Regions from separate parts of the Homo sapiens genome. Here region 1 is linked to region 2. A link is an interaction called in ENCODE POLR2A ChIA-PET data of the cell type or tissue named here. Cell type or tissue: Panc1. All regions are shown on one strand. Links, peaks and the distances in the headings refer to the core of each region. The heading gives the core; the rest is flanking DNA.

Region 1 (9,333 bases), core at 912-8,911, 62 kb after region 2:
GCATAATCAAACTGGTTACTGGGAATTATTGAGTTCATATAACTTCCCTAAAATCTAAGAATAATCTATAATCCCATGCCACCAGTCCCGTTAATAAAGACTTAGGGTCTGTCTTTACCCATTTGTTCATTTGAAATTCCCCGTCTTTACTTCCCCCATAACCAGGAAACAGATCTACACCCATGTTTAACTTATAAAGAGATATAAGTGAGTTTACATAGGTGGAGATCTTGTACCTGGATTCACATTGTAGGTTTTATTACCCAGCTTTCCCCTCTATCCCAAAGCCATGATTGCCATAGTGGAATTTAAAGTCTTTGGACTAACACTGAATCAAGAACTAACTCTACAAATGTATTCTCTGCAGGAGGATAAGAATTCCAAATGGCTTCTAATTGTTGCCCATGGCTTGAAATAAAGTTCCATATAGCTAAAGCCCCAGCACAAAAACACTTGAAGACAGCCATTAGGTAGAATTTCTTTTCTTTTTTAGAGGTCTTATATTGGAAATGTAACAGTTGCAAAGATATCTAATGTTTCACCTTAAAATGTGAGTTATAAATTCACATTTCACATTGCCTCCTTCCTCCTTGAGCAAACAGACTAGGCAATTAGTACCAAATAGTAACTAGTTATATTTCTTAACACCGATTATTGTAAGTAATTTATTAAGAAAAAATCTAGGAAGATCAAATTATAGCTTTTCCAGTAAATCTGGGGCTTTTTATTCCTGATCTCTCTCAACAAGGCAGTTTGGCTTCTGAAGATTGGTCCTAGCTATACTTAACAGGAAACAGATGACGAGAAGAAGCCAGGAAAAAATACTTGGAATATAGAACAAAATGCAGCATAAAGATGGTACAGAAGATTTTATCTTTCTTTCCTTTAGTTATGTGTGGACAGGAACTAAAAACTCTCCCACGTGGGACTTTATTAAGTAATAAAAGTTTAAATGTAAAAGATATAAAGGAATGAGGATATAAAGGAAATTTTTTTAAAAACTGTGACTCACCGGAGGAGCCTTATATAGTCTACTTTCTAAGCATATCACTTTTAAAGGGATCATTATATTTTCATGATGCATGGGGATATTCCAAGTATTAAATTGATTTTTTAAATGAAGAAAATTATCAGTTCAGTCTTGTTTTCTATGTAGGTTTCACTACAGTATTTTATTTCCCCCGCAAGGAAAAAACCAGAGCTAGAATGGAATGATTAAATTTCTTAGTTTTCTTCTAATCTGTTAGTCTTTCCATTAAATTATACTGCCTTCTTATATAGAATTTCTGGGTTTGTTCTTGTTTTGGCAATAATTGAAGTAAGAGAGGATGATTTTATGGTAGAGGTTTGATTCCATTCTAGATTGGTGTTTTTCAGCTATGTAGAACACAATCCATTCATGGTTCAGACAACCGTTTTAGGAGGTTTTCATGTCCAGCATTAAAAAAAAAAAAAAAAGAATAGAATTGGGCATTCATATATATATATATATATGAATATTTATTAATAAAAGTTTAAAAGATATAAAGGAATGAGGAATGCATATATATTATATATATATATACCAAATTAAAGTATCATAATACTAATACAAGGATTAGTATCGTTTTATGATACTTTATTATATACACTAAGGGTTAGTCTTGTTTTATGATACTTTATTATATACACTAAGGGTTAGTCTTGTTTTATGATACTTTATTATATACACTAAGGGTTAGTCTTGTTTTATGATACTTTAGGTTGGTATACATACATATACTAAGAATGCAGACATGTCCATGGAAGTTGGCAATATTCAGCCCCCAGCAGGCCCCAGTCAGCAGGACAGGGATTAGGGGAGTCAGGTGAGGCAGGGCTGTATAAGTGCAGGGTTGGAGCCTGTCTTGGTTTACCGTTTTGACATTTTGTTCACTGTGGATTTTTTTCAGTAACTTTGATTTTTTAAAAATATTGCATCAAAATATTATACTGACTACGGAGTTTTTGGTACCCCCTTAAATTGTGCACCTAAAATAAGTGGCTCCCTTGTCTCCCCCTAGTCCCGGCCCGATCAGTATGTTTTATAGAGGGAATGGTGAGTGTTGGGGAACTAGGGAGCCCATGAGGAGGCGGCCCAGAAGGGGAGGAGGAGCTGATGGTGTGTCTGATGTCTCCTCCTTTCTCTAGGAAGCAGACAGGAGGTGAAGTCTTCAGGGTGGGGGGGACAGAGCCTGGGAGGGGGAGATTTAGCATGGCCGCTGAAGAGACTGGGAAAGGGAGAAGGTTCGGGACAAGTTCAGGAACAGTCACGTAGCACTGAAAACTGCTCAAAGCTAGATAGTGCCATTTGTGGTGACGCTGCCTGCCTGGTAAGTCCCATTTCCCCAGCAGCCCTGGAGGTGTCATAGGAACAGGAAGATGGGAGGGCGCTGGGGTCTGGGGTTGTTGGGGTGGGAGGGCAAAGGTGTCCAATGATTCTGCATCTGAAACGGGGGAGGTGTGTGAGGAAGAAAGGTCAGGAGACTGCTGGGCAGGGTGGGGTGGCAGAAGGTTCTCGATGAATATTTAGAAGTTGCAGCTGAGGAGTGAGTGTACTATAGAGTGAGTATCCTGGAATTTGAGGTCTCAGAAGAAATGCAGTTCTCAGTGAAGCCATGTAAACAACTTCCTGGCTGATAAGGTGTCTTGAGTGTTGGGAGATCACATGATCAAAATGGTATACACACCATAAGGTGTCCTTAGACTTGAGTGTGGTGTAAGTCTACTGAATAAAATGCAGAAATACAGTTCACTGTTGCTTTTCTTCCTGGAAATTGCCCTCCCCAACCTCAAACCAGCCCCCAAGTGGGGCAGGGTCCATCTTTAGACCCTCCTGTAGCACCCAGCACAACCCTAACTATATGGTCAATGTCTCTCTTCCCCACTTAGAGCTCCAAGACCAGGGCCTTGTTTGTCCTGCTTACCCACTCTACCCATTTGTTAACCCCATCTTAATTTTCTGATGAATGAGCCCTTTTTTCATTGACTCCTCCTTTCTCTCCTTCTCCGGAGTTTATTTTTCCTCCAGGCCCATTGCTGTCTCTCCACCTAGAGAGCTTATCCACATTCATGAAATTAGTCATCTTCATGCTCAGAGTACCCACCTGGATCTCTCCAGTCCTGTCTAACTCGTCTTAGATTATTACCCCCTGGACATCTGTACCTTCTTGTCTCTCCATCGCCTCGAACTCAATGCGAGTCTAAAATCAAATACTCCTTCACTCCTAACTCAGGAAACCAGTTTTCCCTCCCTTGTTGGTAATGCTTGAAATTAGCTCTTACTTCTCTTCTTCCTCCTTTACTCGCCATCCCAGGTCATTCATCAGGTCCTGCTAGGTCTTTGATTTTCTTGAAAGGGCCTTCTTTATGCCTTCCTTCCGTCCCCATTTCCACCACCCTCGACTAGGCCTTCCTCACCTCATCCGGCATCAGTGTGAGCCCTTGAGAAACCAGCGTCCTGATCTTCAGGCATTCTGCATTTCACCCCATACCACCATTAGCCAGTTTAATCCCTCTTGCTCAAACTTAATAAATACTGAGCAAGGGAGTTACTATAACAAACAAAACCAGAAATTTCTATGACTTCCTGCTGCTTTCTGTACCCCCCTAAGACTCCTCTACCTGATTTTCAAGGTTCTCCATAAGCAGGTTCCCACCTCTCTGCTTTCAAATCTTCTATCTGCCATACACAGTTCTTGTCTAAAACAAAGATTGTTCCTACTCCTGCAGCCACCTAAATCCTAGTCGTCCTCAGGCCCTCCTAAAATCCTGACTAATCCAACCCCCACCGATTTCTCTACTAGTCCCAGAGACTTCCCTCTTGTGCCTGGGGTTGGTGTCATGCAGACACACTGTACCTTACCAGGATTTGCCCATTGTTGTCTGTGGGAACTATGCTTTCATGTGGGAACTACGAGTCTTGTCACAAATAGAGTGTAAATGCTTTGAGATTGGAGACTGTAAAATACTTCTTCATGATCTCCCACTGTGTCTGGTATAAGAACCCGCAGAGTAAATACTCATATACTTGTAGGATTAATTGAAACAACTGGAGACTGAGGTTGTTTAACTTGTACTTAGAAGTGTGGACCTCCCCATCTTGATTAAAACTTCAAAACGGATAGCAGGTTTCACATATTATCTCAGCATCACAAAAGTAGACTCAACAAAGAAATGAGTTGACAGCAGGGGTAAGGTTTACAACAATCAGGGATTATTGCAGGGAAACTTGTAGCCTTTGGGTGTTCTAACTAGTTTTTTCCCAAAAAGTTTAAAGAGCTCTCTTGTGAAAGAATATTCTTATGAGTAACTGAGGGGCACGGCTCCTAGACTGAAAAGTATTTGGGATCTGTCACCTCTTTTCTGATGTTCCTACTTCTATTCTTTATTCTTCTGACTACCTCTATTAGAAAAGATAATACTAAGAATACCTGTCCCTTCTTCTCAGTCCAAATAGAAGCAAACCCAGGTTGTATCTGAGATATCTGCATATTTTCTTCTAAGCAATTCTTTGTCCTCTTCTCTCCCATGCTTTTTCTATTTCCTATTTTCAGCAGGCTCTGAAGTCATTTATAATTTTTACTGCCCCTCGGTGACATTACATGGATATTCATCCCTGATTTGCAGATTAAAGCACCGAATCAGAGTGAGGTGAGGGTTGCCCAAGGTTACACAATAAATCTGGCCCCAAACAGGGGTAACCCTTGAGTTTCTAGTCTGTTGATTGGCCACTGACCCGTGCTGCAGGCACACAAAGGAAGCTGCACCCACAGCAGTCTGTTGTGGATGGTTGCTGAGCTGCGCATTCGGCATTGGGCTTGCTTTGTTTCCTGCCAGGCCCAGCATTTTCTTCTACCAGATCGGCAGGCTTGTGGGCTTCTTCCTAGGTCCCTCCCCTGCACTCTGAATAGGAAAGCTGGAAGCTGTGCTTTAGAGAAGCTTTAAGACGCCGAAAGAAACCAGAAGAGTGAGCGCCAGTTGTATGTGCGTGGTCTCCATCCGCAAAGCCGGAGCTGGGCGCAACAGTGTTGACTTGTAATTGATCAATTTAGATCGGGCGCAGGCCGGGGGAGGGCAGTGCTTTTGATTTAGGCTGGGAAAGGCCTCCTAGTGACTATGTTCAATTTGGAGGAATTCAGATGTTCTTTTGTTATACAAGTGAAGCTGTGTAATACAAATGAGGAGTTTTACTTTTCCTAAATCTTCCCCTTATCATTCAAGTATTGAGGAGTTTTACCTTTCCTAAATCTTCCCCTTATCATTCCAGTATTATCAGTGAGATCTGGTTGTGATTTATGTAAATGGTGGCTAAAAAATTCAAACTACTGAGGGGGAGAATTCTCATTTTACAGCTTCACATGCTGTGCTGAACTAAATAAGTAGCGTGGGATGTTGGCTTTGTGACAGGTCTTTTGTCATTTTTCAGAAAGCATTTTGACTTGTTGATGTCAATTTGGAACAGCTGAAAAAATACAGGAAAATAAGATAAATACGTACATGTTGAGGGTGGGGACAAAATGAAGGTTCTGAACCAGCTGCCGGCTTACAGTAGCCATATAAGCAACAGCAGCAATGCACCAACCTGGTGAGTAATAGGCCTGATTCACTGGAGAGATACTAGCACCTTTAATGAGTCAGATAGATGCACAATGGGTGTGGGAGCAGTTGGACTTGTGGGCACAAAGTCTAGCAAGAAGCTCAGACTTGCAAACAACTGTAGGACGTGCAAAGCAAGCTGGCATTGGAGCTTGCCGGGCACAGCTGCTCAGGAATAGGCAGCTGGTTTTCCCTTTGATCCCTGAGATTCCAAAGGTTACTTTCCTCTTTGTTCCCTTCCCAGGGTCAATTAGAGTAGAAACTGCAGATGCTTTTCAGTTGAGAATTTTCCTAGAATTCTCAAAAATGTGTATGCTGGCTTAAAATCTGCCATCAAGAATTCTGTTACCTTGCTTTAAGCCTCCAGTTCCTTCCAGATGTATGGTGGAGGAGGCCAGAGGGCCCTTGTTTTGGGGCTTCAGAGGATGGTTGTTATCTGGATGAGCACTGTGGAAAGACTGAGAGAGCAACTGAGAGAAAGTGGGCCCCTGAATGAAAGTGATTTCGCAAATTTTAGGCAGATGCCACCATCAGAAACTGATATTTTCTGACGTCTTTCTCACCTTCCTCTAGAGCATTCAGTCCAGAAATGACCAGCCTGTCCAAAGGGGGAAATTACTGATATTGATCTGTTCCTTAGAGCAGTGTTTCAGTCTTTTTTTTTTTTTTGAGATGGAATCTCATTCTGTCACCCAGGCTGGAGTGCAGTGGCACGATCTCGGCTCATTGCAACCTCCACCTTCCTGATTCAAGTGATTCTCCTGCCTCAGCCTCCCAAGAAGCTGGAATTACAGGTGTGCACCACCACACCCGGCTAATTTTTGAATTTTTTATAGAGATGGGGTTTCACCATGTTGCCAGGCTGGTCTCAAACTCCTGACCTCAAGTGATCCTCCTGCCTCGGCCTCCCAAAGCGCTAGGATTACAGGCGTGAGCCACCATGGCCGGCCTTCAGCCTTTGTGATATTAAAGCACAGCAACACATTTCCCATTACACCCCTGAACACACACACACAGAAAACCCAAAAGTTTCACAAAATGATTCTTGCTCTTACTACTCTCAGTACACTCTGTATTTAAAAAAAAAAATGCTGGTTGTGGCTTCCTAAGTGGTGCGTGCAGTTTTCAAATCAATGCCCTTGGCGATAAAGTGTGCCCTATACTGATTATCTCTGGACAAAGTCTGAATGGGGCTTGGCTCTAATCTCTAGTCCTCATTGGACATTTTACATACCTGGCCTTTGCCTCCACCCTGATGTGGAGTGATCATGGGGGTGGGAAATATAGCTGGATCCGAAAGCTCTGAAGTGGGGATGGAGGTGTCACAGCTGAGGCTAGGCCCATTCTGCAGGGCACTCAGTGTGTACAGTTGGTTTTCTATCAGGGGTCAACCGGCGGGGGGACTTGAGAACAGATCTCTGGGCACAAAGCAGGGCCTTTGCCCTGGGGCTTGCTATGTGGCTCAGCCTACACGGCTCTCTCCCCGTCAGTCCTGTCCAAAGCCCAGGAAACTAATGTACCACCCCCGAGGAAGAGAGCCTACCTTTCCATCCAAGGAAGTGTTTTACCTGTGGTAAGCACGGGGGACAGAATTCTTGAGGAAGGAGGGTGCTGCGTCCCAGTGGTGGAGGAAAAGAGAGGACCTGGTGTAAGCAGCCATGGCATGGACCTCATCCGAGGTGGCACCTGGCTAGGGTCCTGACCTCCAATCCTTCCCCAGTAACCATCACTTTGAGTAAACAGTGGCTCCACCCCCGGCATGGTTCTTTGCACCAACATTTGGGGAATGCCTACCAGGGGTCACACACTGAGCTGGATGCTGAGTGTAGGGTGTCCACAACATCGTGCCTAAAAAGTCTCTGTATGGGGTATAAGAAGGTGCTGGGGCAATACAGATGAGATGAGAAGCATCTTTCAGGGAATGGGTTGATCCCAATTCAGGCTTCCCAGAGAAGGATGTCTGTAGACTTCATATTAGCAAGGGAGGAAGGTAGCCAGGCCACAGGACTGCTGGTGTAAAGACCAGGGCATATGAAATGGCAAGTGTGACTGTGCTTTCAGCCAATAATTTGGTATTGTCAAATGATGGGACCAAACAGCTGGAGAGGCAGATCCTAAAGGGTCCTGTGGGCCAGGCTGGACTTCATCTTGTCACTAACTAATGGAGAGGCTCTGAAGGAGTTAAAAGAGCTCAGTTTGTCTCGTGGTTAAATCCAAGTTTTACAAAGGTCACGCTGACTGTAAAGTGGAAGGTGGGCTGGCCAGGGGATCATCTAGTCTGGGTGAGAAGTGATGATAACATGAAGGGGTGAAGAGAGATTTAGAAGAAGTGATTCACAGGATTAAACATTTAAATAATGGAAGTGGAGAAAATGGGGGGGGCGGTTCCAGATTTCAGGCATAGATGAAAGAAGTGCAGTTAGGCACATGTAAAGAGAAACAGGAACAGCAGGTTTTAGGGGAGAAGATAACAGAATGGGTGAGAAATGACACTTGAGTACCCTAGTGTGCTAGGTAATCATCTGTCTACTTCCCTTCATTTGTCATGTATATTCCCATTTAATTTGCATAAAGACTTCGAGTTAAACGGTCTTACCCCAATTTGTCAAATTTCTGCGCATGATATGGTACAAGAAACCGTAAGTGGCTAAGGCGGCATTGGTGTTCAAATTGCCTGACTACAAAGGCAGTGCTTGTTGGCTACATTCTGTTGCTTCCCAGTTTAGAACATGTTACATTGAGGCGCCTGCTGCATTTCCAAATAAAAAAGTACAGAAAGAAGGTGGCTGTATAAATCTGGGGCTCACAAAGTAATTTTGATTACTGAGAGTTTGCTTTCAAGGAGCAAACTGTGACTCCTTGATTATGAACCTTAATTTAAAAAAAAAGAAAAAAGAAGTCTTACTCTTATTCCTGCCTTGTCTGGGGCAAGCCTTAATGGATTTTTACTGCTGTGAATTTTCTTTTCATTGAAGATTTTGCCTTGATCTATGTATCTGCTTTCATCCTGACCATATTCAAGTCAGTATATTCATGAATGTACCTGTTTGTGAAATTTGAACTTAAGTATACACGATTATAGCCGTTTGGGAAGCTTTTTTTTTTTTTTTTTTAAGAGTAGGAGTAGAAAAAGGTCTCTGTACTCTGAATGGGAAGACAGTGTAAAGCAATTTTTTCCCTTTTCCTGTCCTCCTTTAAAAAAAATAAACAGCCGTATGCCTCTGCTAAGTACTAACTACCTCATCACCTTTTGTGCAGACAGGGCAGGTTACATTTGGTTTTAAGGAATTAGGAATATGTTTCTTTCCAGCACCTTAGTAACCCACGCGATTGTGATTCTTTTCTCTTCTTGACTGTGATAGGTGGCATGGAATATTCACATGGGAGAGCCGCATGAGGCCGCCCACCACGCTTCCTGAAGGATGCCCGTGTGGAAGAATTTTGACGTGCCAGTGTCCTCGTTCTACAGGGTGTTCCATTCTTCCGCAATCTCAGAAAAATGGGACTAAAAGAAACTATTTTGTAAAATAAGAAGACTTCCATTTTTAATGACCAACATGTATTAAGATGGACACCTACTCTACGAAACACGAAGTTCTATGGTCTCGAAGAAGCCCGTGCCTGTTTAAAACTGATCCTAACTAAAAACAGACTTGAGTGGATATGAGAATGTTGGTTAGTGGCAGAAGAGTCAAAAAATGGCAGTTAATTATTCAG
Region 2 (9,333 bases), core at 411-8,410:
CAGATTGTACACTTTAAATATGTGTGGTTTATCGTGTCATTATACCTCAGTAAAGGAGTTTTAAAAATTGTAGTAAAAGGTCTCTACCTAGAAACCTTAATAAGCTAAAATGTATGTCCCCAGGACTAACCCTAGCTATTCTATAGTTCTGGGGTGGAACCTAGAAATCTGCATTTGTAGCAAGCCCTTCAAATAATTTGAATGCAGGTGGTCCTTAAACCACCCTTTGAGAAACACTGACCTAGTGAGTAAGGATTTCTAAACAAGCTTGTGACTAGAATGTTGTTTCTGCAGGGAACAAGTGACTTTTTCTACTAGAGTTGCCATATCATTCTGTGTTAAGCCTCTAGGACACTCCTACTCAATTACCATGACATATATTTAACATAATATTAATAGTTGTAAAACAAAAGTAAACCATAGTTTTTTTCCCATCTTATCTGTATACAAAGTAAAATCAATGACATAATATTGTTACTAGTTCCTGGCAGTTACCTACAGTTTAAATCAAGAACTTATGTTGCTTGGTTTTTGTGACAGAAAACTGATGTGGTGGCTTTCCAGTTACACTGCTTGGTTTACCTTTTCCCTTATCTTATGATGCACACCCAGCTTTGCACGTTCCTGAGCAGCTGATGATCATAGAAGACCTAGAAAAAGTGTGAGCCAGTTGCATTCCTGCTATCTCTAAAGAAAAAAGTTATCTTTTCATTTTTATGTGATTTTTCTTACCCAAAATGCAAACCACTGCCAGTATAAATGATGGAAGATAGACTTTCCACATGAAACTGGCATTTCTTCACCCTAGTAACATTACCTGAGGGGAAGGTCAGAACTCAATTGATAAAGCTCGCTGTGGATTTTCCCACCAAATATCCCTGCAAACAAAGTGAAAGGATAAAGCCTGCTTAAAGATGATTTGTAATTGTTGAAAGGAGTACAGTGTGTGACATCAGTGAAAATGGTGGAGAAAAAACCCGTCCCCAAATTCTCTTCTTTGTGAAAGCATGGAAAAAACTGGCCAAAAATGGTTAGAAAATTTATTTTCAGAATATCGAAATTTTTTTTTCCTTTTTTTTTTTTTTATTATACTTTAAGTTCTAGGGTACGTGTGCACAACATGCAGGTTTGTTACATATGTATACATGTGCCATGTTGGTGTGCTGCACCCATTAACTCATCATTTGCATTATGTATATCCCCTAATGCTATCTATCCCTTCCCCCTCCCCCCACCCCACCACAGGCCCTGGTGTGTGATGTTCCCTACCCTGTGACCAAGTGTTCTCATTGTTCAGTTCCCACCTATGAGTGAGAACACACGGTGTTTGGTTTTCTGTCCTTGCGATAGTTTGCTCAGAATGATGGTTTCCAGCTTCACCATGTCCCTACAAAGGACATGAACTCATTGTTTTTTATGGCTGCATAGTATTCCATGGTGTATATGTGCCACATTTTCTTAATCCAGTCTATCATTGATGGACATTTGGGTTGGTTCCAAGTCTTTGCTATTGTGAATAGTGCTGCAATAAACATACGTGTGCATGTATCTTTATAGCAGCATGATTTATAATCCTTTGGGTATATACCCAGTAATGGGATGGCTGGGTCAAACGATATTTGTAGTTCTAGATCTTTGAGGAATCGCCACACTGTCTTCCACAATGGTTGAACTAATTTACAGTCCCACCAACAGTGTAAAAGTGTTCCTATTTCTCCACATCCTCTCCAGCACCTGTTGTTTCCTGACTTTTTAAAGATTGCCTTTCTAACTGGTGTGAGATGTTATCTCATTGTGGTTTTGATTTGCATTTCTCTGATGGCCAGTGATGATGAGCATTTTTTCATGTGTCTGTTGGCTGCATAAATGTCTTCTTTTGAGAAGTGACCGTTCATATCTTTTGCCCACTTTTTGATGGGGTTGATTTTTTTCTTGTAAATTTGTTTAAGTTCTTTGTAGATTCTGGATATTAGCCCTTTGTCAGATGGGTAGATTGTAAACATTTTCTCCCATTCTGTAAGTTGCCTGTTCACTCTGATGGTAGTTTCTTTTGCTGCGCAGAAACTCTTTAGTTTAATTAGATCCCACTTGTCAATTTTGGCTTTTGTTGCCATTGCTTTTGGTGTTTTAGTCATGAAGTCCTTGCCCATGCCTATGGCCTGAATGGTATTGCCTAGGTTTTCTTCTAGGGTTTTTATGGTTTTAGGTCTAACATTTAAGTCTTTAATCCATCTTGAATTCATTTTTGTATAAGGTGTAAGGAAGGGATCCAGTTTCAGCTTTCTACATATGGCTAGCCAGTTTTCCCAGCACTATTTATTAAATAGGGAATCCTTTCCCTATTTCTTGTTTTTGTCAGGTTTGTCAAAGATCAGATGGTTGTAGATGTATGATATTATTTCTGAGGGCTCTGTTCTGTTCCATTGGTCTATATCTCTGTTTTTGGTACCAGTACCATGCTGTTTTGATTACTGTAGCCTTGTAGTATAGTTTGAAGTCAGGTAGCGTGATGCCTCCAGCTTTGTTCTTTTGGCTTAGGATTATCTTGACAATGCAAGCTCTTTTTTGGTTCCATATGAACTTTAAAGTAGTTTTTTTCCAATTCTGTGAAGAAAGTCATTGGTAGCTTGATGGGGATGGCATTGAATCTATAAATTACCTTGGGCAGTATGGCCATTTTCACGATATTGATTCTTCCTATCCATGAGCATGGAATGTTCTTCCATTGGTTTGTGTCCTCTTTTATTTTGTTGAGCAGTGGTTTGTAGTTCTCCTTGAAGAGGTCCTTCACATCCCTTGTAAGTTGGATTCCTAGGTATTTTATTCTCTTTGAAGCAATTGTGAATGGGAGTTCACTCATGATTTGGCTCTCTGTTTGTCTGTTATTGGTGTATAGGAATGCTTGTAATTTTTGCACATTGATTTTGTATACTGAGACTTTGCTGAAGTTGCTTATCAGCTTAAGGAGATTTTGGGCTGAGACGATGGGGTTTTCTAAATATACAATCATGTCATCTGCAATTTGACAATTTGACTTTCTCTTTTCCTAATTCAATACCCTTTATTTCTTTCTCCTGCCTGATTGCCCTGGCCAGAACTTCCAACACTATGTTGAGTAGGAGTGGTGAGAGAGGGCATCCCTGTCTTCTGCCAGGTTTCAAAGGGAATACTTCCAGTTTTTGCCCATTCAGTATGATATTGGCTGTGGGTTTGTCATAAATAGTTCTCATTATTTTGAGATACGTCCCATCAATACCTAGTTTATTGAGAGTTTTTAGCATGAAGGGCTGTTGAATTTTGTTGAAGACCTTTACTGCATCTATTGAGATAATCATGTGGTTTTTGTCTTCGGAGAACACTGGAAATTAAATGATGGCTTGCAGCAATCTGGAGAGCATTTATTCAAGGAAAATGGCTGTGTCTCAGTATGACTAATGAGCTTTTTAACTTGCCCTATTTCTATCCTCCCCTTCCTTGGTGGTAGCCTTAGAAATGAACAGCCTGCAATGATAGTGAAAATCAGCAGTCTGGCAGCCATGGGAGGGGCAGAACAGGAATGGGGGAACTATGGAGCCTCATTCTTAGAGAATTATCATTATTTGATCTGTCCACGGGTTTCTAGGAATACCTGACCTGCAAGTCTGTCTTTATTAGGCCTGACTCAGAACTTGCCCAATGTGAAAAGTCTTTTCCCCAAAGGCCTTTGTAGAAAATGATTACAGGCAATTGTTTAACTTCTTGGTTGCTCGAGGTATTGGCTAACAGTGGGGCAAACATGGGCTAATCAGAAGGTTTAAAATGAAATGCTCAGGAATAAGATGCTCATAGAGGGTTGTAAAGGCTCCAAAATATTTATGAGACTCTAGAAGACCATGCACACATTTCCTGTGAACATGTTCAGGACAGATCTGCGAAGGCCCCACGATCTTACCTCTGGCTGATCTTGATGATCTGCACAAACAGAAAGTGAAAGCTAGGCTAGAACTGTCAAGTGCCAGGCTGAGTGTGAAGGTGTGCCCTAATGTGCACACAGAGCCCCTTGGCAAAGACTAGAAGACTTACTGCTTTCAGGTGTTTAAAGAAATCTCTGTCATGTCATTAGTATTTAGATCACTAAGCTAACTGAACAGAGGCTTCAATGGCTGCACATAAATACAGACTTCACAGAATTAGTTTAGAAAAGTCACTATAACAAACAACAATAAACAGCAACACCAACAAACAGTAGAGGTGGGAAGGTCCAATTTCCAGAGTTGCTACATTATGTTATTTAAAATGTGCAATTTTAACAGAAAATAATGAGACATGTAAAGAAATAAGAAAATGCAGTCCATACCCAGGGAAAAAGAAAAACCAGTCAATACAAACTGTTCCTAGGCCAGGTGCAGTGGCTCATGCCTGTAATCCCAGCACTTTGGGAGGCCAAGGCAGGCAGATCACCAGAGGTCAGGAGTTTGAGACCAGCCTGACCAACATGTTGAAACCCCATCTCTACTAAAAGAAAAATACAAATTTAGCCAGGCATGGTGGCGTGCACCTGTAATCCCAGCTACTCGGGAGGCTGAGGCAGAAGAATTGCTTGAACCCAGGAGGCGGAGGTTGCAGTGAGCTGAGATCATGCCATTGCACTCCAGCCTGGGCTACAGAGCAAGACTCTGTCTCAAAAAAGAAAAAAAAAGAAAAAAGAAAAAACTGTTCCTGAGGAAGCCAAGATACTGACTTTACTAGACCAATACTTTAACTATTTTTACATGTTCAAAAAGTTAAAGGAAATCATATATAAAGACTAAAGGAAAGCACAAGAACAAATCCTCATTAAATAGAAAATATAAAGATTTGTTTTAAAGGACGAAACAGAAATTCTAGATTTCAAAAGTATAATAATTGAATGAGAAATTCACTAGAGTGGCTGGCTCAATAGCAGATCTGAGCAGGCAGAAGAAAGAATTAGAGAACTCAGAAATAGGTCAATTGAATCTATCCAGTCTGAGGAAGAGAAAGAAAGAGGAATGAAGGAAAAATGAATAGAGCCTCAGAGACTGTGAGATACCTTCAAGCACGCTAATGACGCATAATGGCAGTCTCAGAAGGAGAGAGGGATAAATGGGCTAAAATAATATTTAAAGAAGCAATGGCTGAACATTTCCCAAATCTGATGAAAACATTAATCTATACCTTCAAGAAAGTCTATAAACTCCAAGAAATATAAATTCAAAGAGATCAAGATCCACACCTAGAGATAACATAATCAAACTGTCAACAAAGACAATGAAATTATCTTGAAAGCAGCAAGCACATAGAAGGACTCTTCAATAAGATTAACAGCTGATTTCTATCAGAAATCACAGAGTTGAGAAGGCAATGGGATGACATATTCAAAGTGCTTAAAGAAAAAGAGGGTCAACAAGGAATTCTATACCTAAAGCCAATTTATCTTCAACAAAGATGCCAAGACCATTCAAAGTGGGGAAAGAATAGTCTTTTCAATCAATGGTTCTAGGACAATGGATATCCACATGTAAAAAAAGGAACTTGGGCCCCTAATTCACATCATATACAAAAATTAACTCGGAATGAGTCAAAGGCTTAACTGTAAGAGTTAAAACTATAAACTCTTTGCAAAGAACACTATCAAGAGAGTAAAAAGACAATGCACAGTATGGGAAAAAATACTTGCAAATAATATATCTGATAAAAGTCCAGTATCCAGAATATATAAATAACTCTTACAATTCAACCATAAAATGACAAGCCAATTAAAAAACATACAAATGAGTTAACTGACATTTCTACAAAGAAGATATACCAATGGCCAATATGCATGTTAAAAGATGCTCAACATCACTAGCCATGAGGGAAATGTAAATCAAAATCACAATGAGATACTAGTACATGCCCACTAGGATGGCAATGATAATAATAATAATAATAATAATGTTATTATAATGAACAATACAAGTGTTAGTAAGGAAATGGAGAAAATTGAACCCAACTATTATATTGCTGGTGTGAATGTGAAATGGTGGTACTGTTTTGAAAGATGATTTGGAAGTTCCTCAGAAAGTTAACAAAAGTTACCATATGGTCTGGCAATTCTACATATATACACCAAAGAAAACTGGAAATAAAGATTCATACAAAAATCTGTACAAAAATATCTACAGCAGCTTTACTTACAGTATCCAAAAAGGGGAAAAACCCCAAATCTTCATCAACTAATGAATGGATAAACAAAGATGGTATATCCATACAATGGACTGTTACTCAGCCATAAAAAGGTATGAAGTACTGATAGATACTACAACATAAATGAAACTTAAAAAAATACGCAAAGTGAAAGAAGCTAGACAGAAAGGGCCATATATGTGATGTGTAGAGAAAACATCCAATAGAGACAGGAAATACATTAGTGATTGCCAGGGGCTGGGTAAAGGTGAGAGATGGAGAATGATTGCTAATTGGTACAGAATTTTTTTGTTGGGAGAGTTATGAAAATATTTTGGAAGTATAATTAGAATTAGGCTGTTAAATACTTTAAAACAAAAAACAGCTGGGCGCAGTGGCTCACACCTGTAATCCCAGCACTTTGGGAGGCCGAGGCAGGCAGATCATAAGGTCAGGAGATCAAGACCATCCTGCCCAACATGGTGACACCCTGTCTCTACTACAAACACACAAATTAGCCAGGCGTGTTGGCGCGCCTGTAGTCCCAGCTATTCGGGAGGCTGAGGCAGGAGAATCACTTGAACCTGGGAGGCAGAGGTTGCAGTGAGCCCAGATGGTGCCACTGCACTCCAGCCTGGGCGACAAGAGCAAAAACTCCATCTCAAAACAAAACAAAACAAAAAACAAAAGTAAGAAGTAAAAAAATAGAATTAGACTGGGGATGGTTATTGAGCCTTGTGAATAATCTAAAACCCACTGAATTGTATATTTTAGACAGTGAATTTGATGGCATGTTAATTATATCTTGATGTTTTAAAAAAAGTAGTACAGTGTCTGAAAGGTAGCATTGGCCATTTGAATCTCTGTTAACATTTTCTTGGGTGGCCATCAGATTTTTGATTAAAGGTGACCTTGGCAATTAAGTGGTGGGGGGAACACAACCAAAAGGGACAAACCAACACAACCACACACAATCACACAACCCCTCCACCTCCACCACAGTGGAAATCAAGCATAGGTGCTTCCAGGGACTGTGAAAATGTGGCCACAGTTGTTTTCCCAGCAAACCATTTTCTTTCACAATATCCCCAATTTGCACATCCCCCACTGAGCTGAAATCAGTATAACTCGACAGACGAAAGTCAGCAGGGGTAACCTACCTTTGATATTATTTTGTTGTTCCATCAATAATTTACTTATTTCTGAAAACCAACAGTCTCTGATTTCTTTTGAAGCTGCCTGCAATCACACATAAGAAAACACTATAAGACTACCATGAGTATTAATTGCAGAGTTTTTATTCTCCCAGTGACCGTTAGACTAATGAGATAGAAAACACTTGTCAAGTCATGGGAACACAATAAGGAAAGAGTAGAGGAGACCCATGGGGAAGGCATGAGCGTTACCTGCAGGATGTATTTCTCAAGTCCATTTCGACTGGCAATCTCAAACTTTCTATGGCTCCCCCTTCCAAGCTGGCGAATTGAAAGTGTCATCAGCTATTATAAAGAGGGAAGAGAAATGTTCTATACCATCGTTTTCTGATTTTAAAATAGTCCCTGTCAATCACTCTAATCCTTTCTATCCTTGACAGCTCTCTTCTTTCATCTTCCTTTCAAGTTTTTGCTTTCCTCTCTTAATGACTCCAAGACAGCATAAAACACAATCTGGTACAGTGTCTTCTGTCTCATCTGTTTCAGAAGGTAACACAGACTGTTAACTTTCTACTGTATCTTTATGCAGGAGGCGCTGCAGCCCTCAACCTTTCAGTGAAGAGATCATTTCTCCTTCAACGTGTATTTTACAACTTTCTACGTAATAGTAACTGAATAAGGATCTATTCAGAAACATAAATAACAAGGCCAGGTATGGTGGCTCATGCCTCTGTAATCAGTCCTGTAATTCCAGCACTTTGGGAGGCCTAGGTGGGCGGATCACCTGAGGTCAGGAGTTCGAGACCAGCCTGACCAACATGGTGAAACCCTGTCTCTACTAAAAATACAAAATTAGCTGGGCATGCTGGTGCGTGCCTGTAATCCCAGCTACCTGGGAGGCTGAGGCAGAATTGCTTGAACCCGGGAGGTGGAGGTTGCAGTTAGCCAAGATCATGCCATTGCACTCCAGCCTGGGCAACAAGAGCAAAACTCTGTCGAAAGAAAAGAAAGAAAGAAAGACAAGAAAGAAAGACAGAAAGAAAGAAAGGAAGGAAGGAAGGAAGGAAGGAAGGAAGGAAGGAAGGAAGGAAGGAAGGAAGGAAGGGAGGGAGGGAGGGAGGAAGGAAGGGAGGGAGGAAGGAAGGAAGGAAGGGGAGAAAGAAAACAAAGGCTACTATGAACAAATTAACAGCTTTAATCACAACAGCATAAATATATATGGGTGTGGCTCCTGTATGTGGGTGTGTGTGTTTCATAGCCTGAGAGCTAACTGGCTATGAAACAGTTTCTAAACAGGTGAGAAAACAATGCTTGGTGTGGGCCTGGGTGCCTTAGACCCCAAGGTCAGGACAATGCCTGCACTTAGACACAAAGATACACCGTTGAGAAGGACAAGTCTAAGATGAAATCCAGCCCATGTTCTCATCACTAAGTCTTTCAACTCTCTTTTACCTCTTTGCCTGGAAGAAAGAGGGTACTTTTACTAATTAGTTTGTCCAGACTGGCTGCCATATAGTCTTTTTTCTCTAGTACAAAGGCACTCCTATGCCAGCCCTGGCCCATAAGCTCTGACCCTGGAGTCAGACAGACCCGGCTATGGATTCTAGCCCTGTGGTGTGGTATTTGGCAAGTTAACTTCACCTCTCTACACTGCAGCTTCCTCATCTGTAAAATAAGGAAAACGATCTCTCTCTTTTCTGCATAGGGCGACTCCCAGATGCAATAGGACTCCCTTTACCTTCATGGTCTTCTTGAAGCTGTAATGAGGAGATAATCCCTGGTCCCCAGGCTCCATTCGTATCTTACAGAACACTATTCCCCTTTCAAATAGGTAGATTTGCCTCTGGCTGGGTTTAAATCGAATCAAATCCTTCATTTTATAACGATCCTTGTGAATTGTCCAGACGCTGAAAGGGCCGTGCAGCAACAGCTTGCCTAGTTTTCCAATATCGTCCTTTTGGAAACACACATACAGGAAAAGAAGCTGTAAAATTACTTGACAGAGAAAGAAGCC

Evidence for each region. ChIA-PET counts read pairs that join two places held together with the same protein. Peaks named below come from ENCODE experiments on the same cell type or tissue, not always from the same donor. Only the 100,000 strongest peaks of a DNase experiment are listed, where the experiment ranks them.
Region 1: POLR2A ChIA-PET joins it to region 2 with 5 read pairs; 6 of 35 experiments call an interaction of 5 or more read pairs at or near these places.

The regions. Positions count from the first base shown.
Region 1 is chr3:183,260,520-183,269,852 of GRCh38, forward strand. All of the region lies in intron 15 of MCF2L2 (MCF.2 cell line derived transforming sequence-like 2), which reads right to left. B3GNT5 (UDP-GlcNAc:betaGal beta-1,3-N-acetylglucosaminyltransferase 5) reads left to right here. Exons shown (of 2, transcript NM_032047.5): 2 at 8,979-9,333. The coding sequence starts at 9,280. Among named protein-coding and RNA genes, the nearest start is that of B3GNT5, 12 kb to the left of the region's middle. RefSeq lists enhancers at 2,583-3,287, 5,210-6,409. In Panc1, for the core only: no CTCF peak of the experiment used is centred there; a DNase peak (open chromatin) is centred at 5,552; H3K4me3 peaks cover 1,700 bases; H3K27ac peaks cover 2,073 bases.
Region 2 is chr3:183,198,551-183,207,883 of GRCh38, forward strand. It overlaps MCF2L2 (MCF.2 cell line derived transforming sequence-like 2), which reads right to left. Exons shown (of 30, transcript NM_015078.4): 23 at 9,058-9,273; 24 at 7,572-7,664; 25 at 7,326-7,404. Among named protein-coding and RNA genes, the nearest start is that of LAMP3, 40 kb to the left of the region's middle. In Panc1, for the core only: a CTCF peak has its summit at 7,562; no DNase peak of the experiment used is centred there.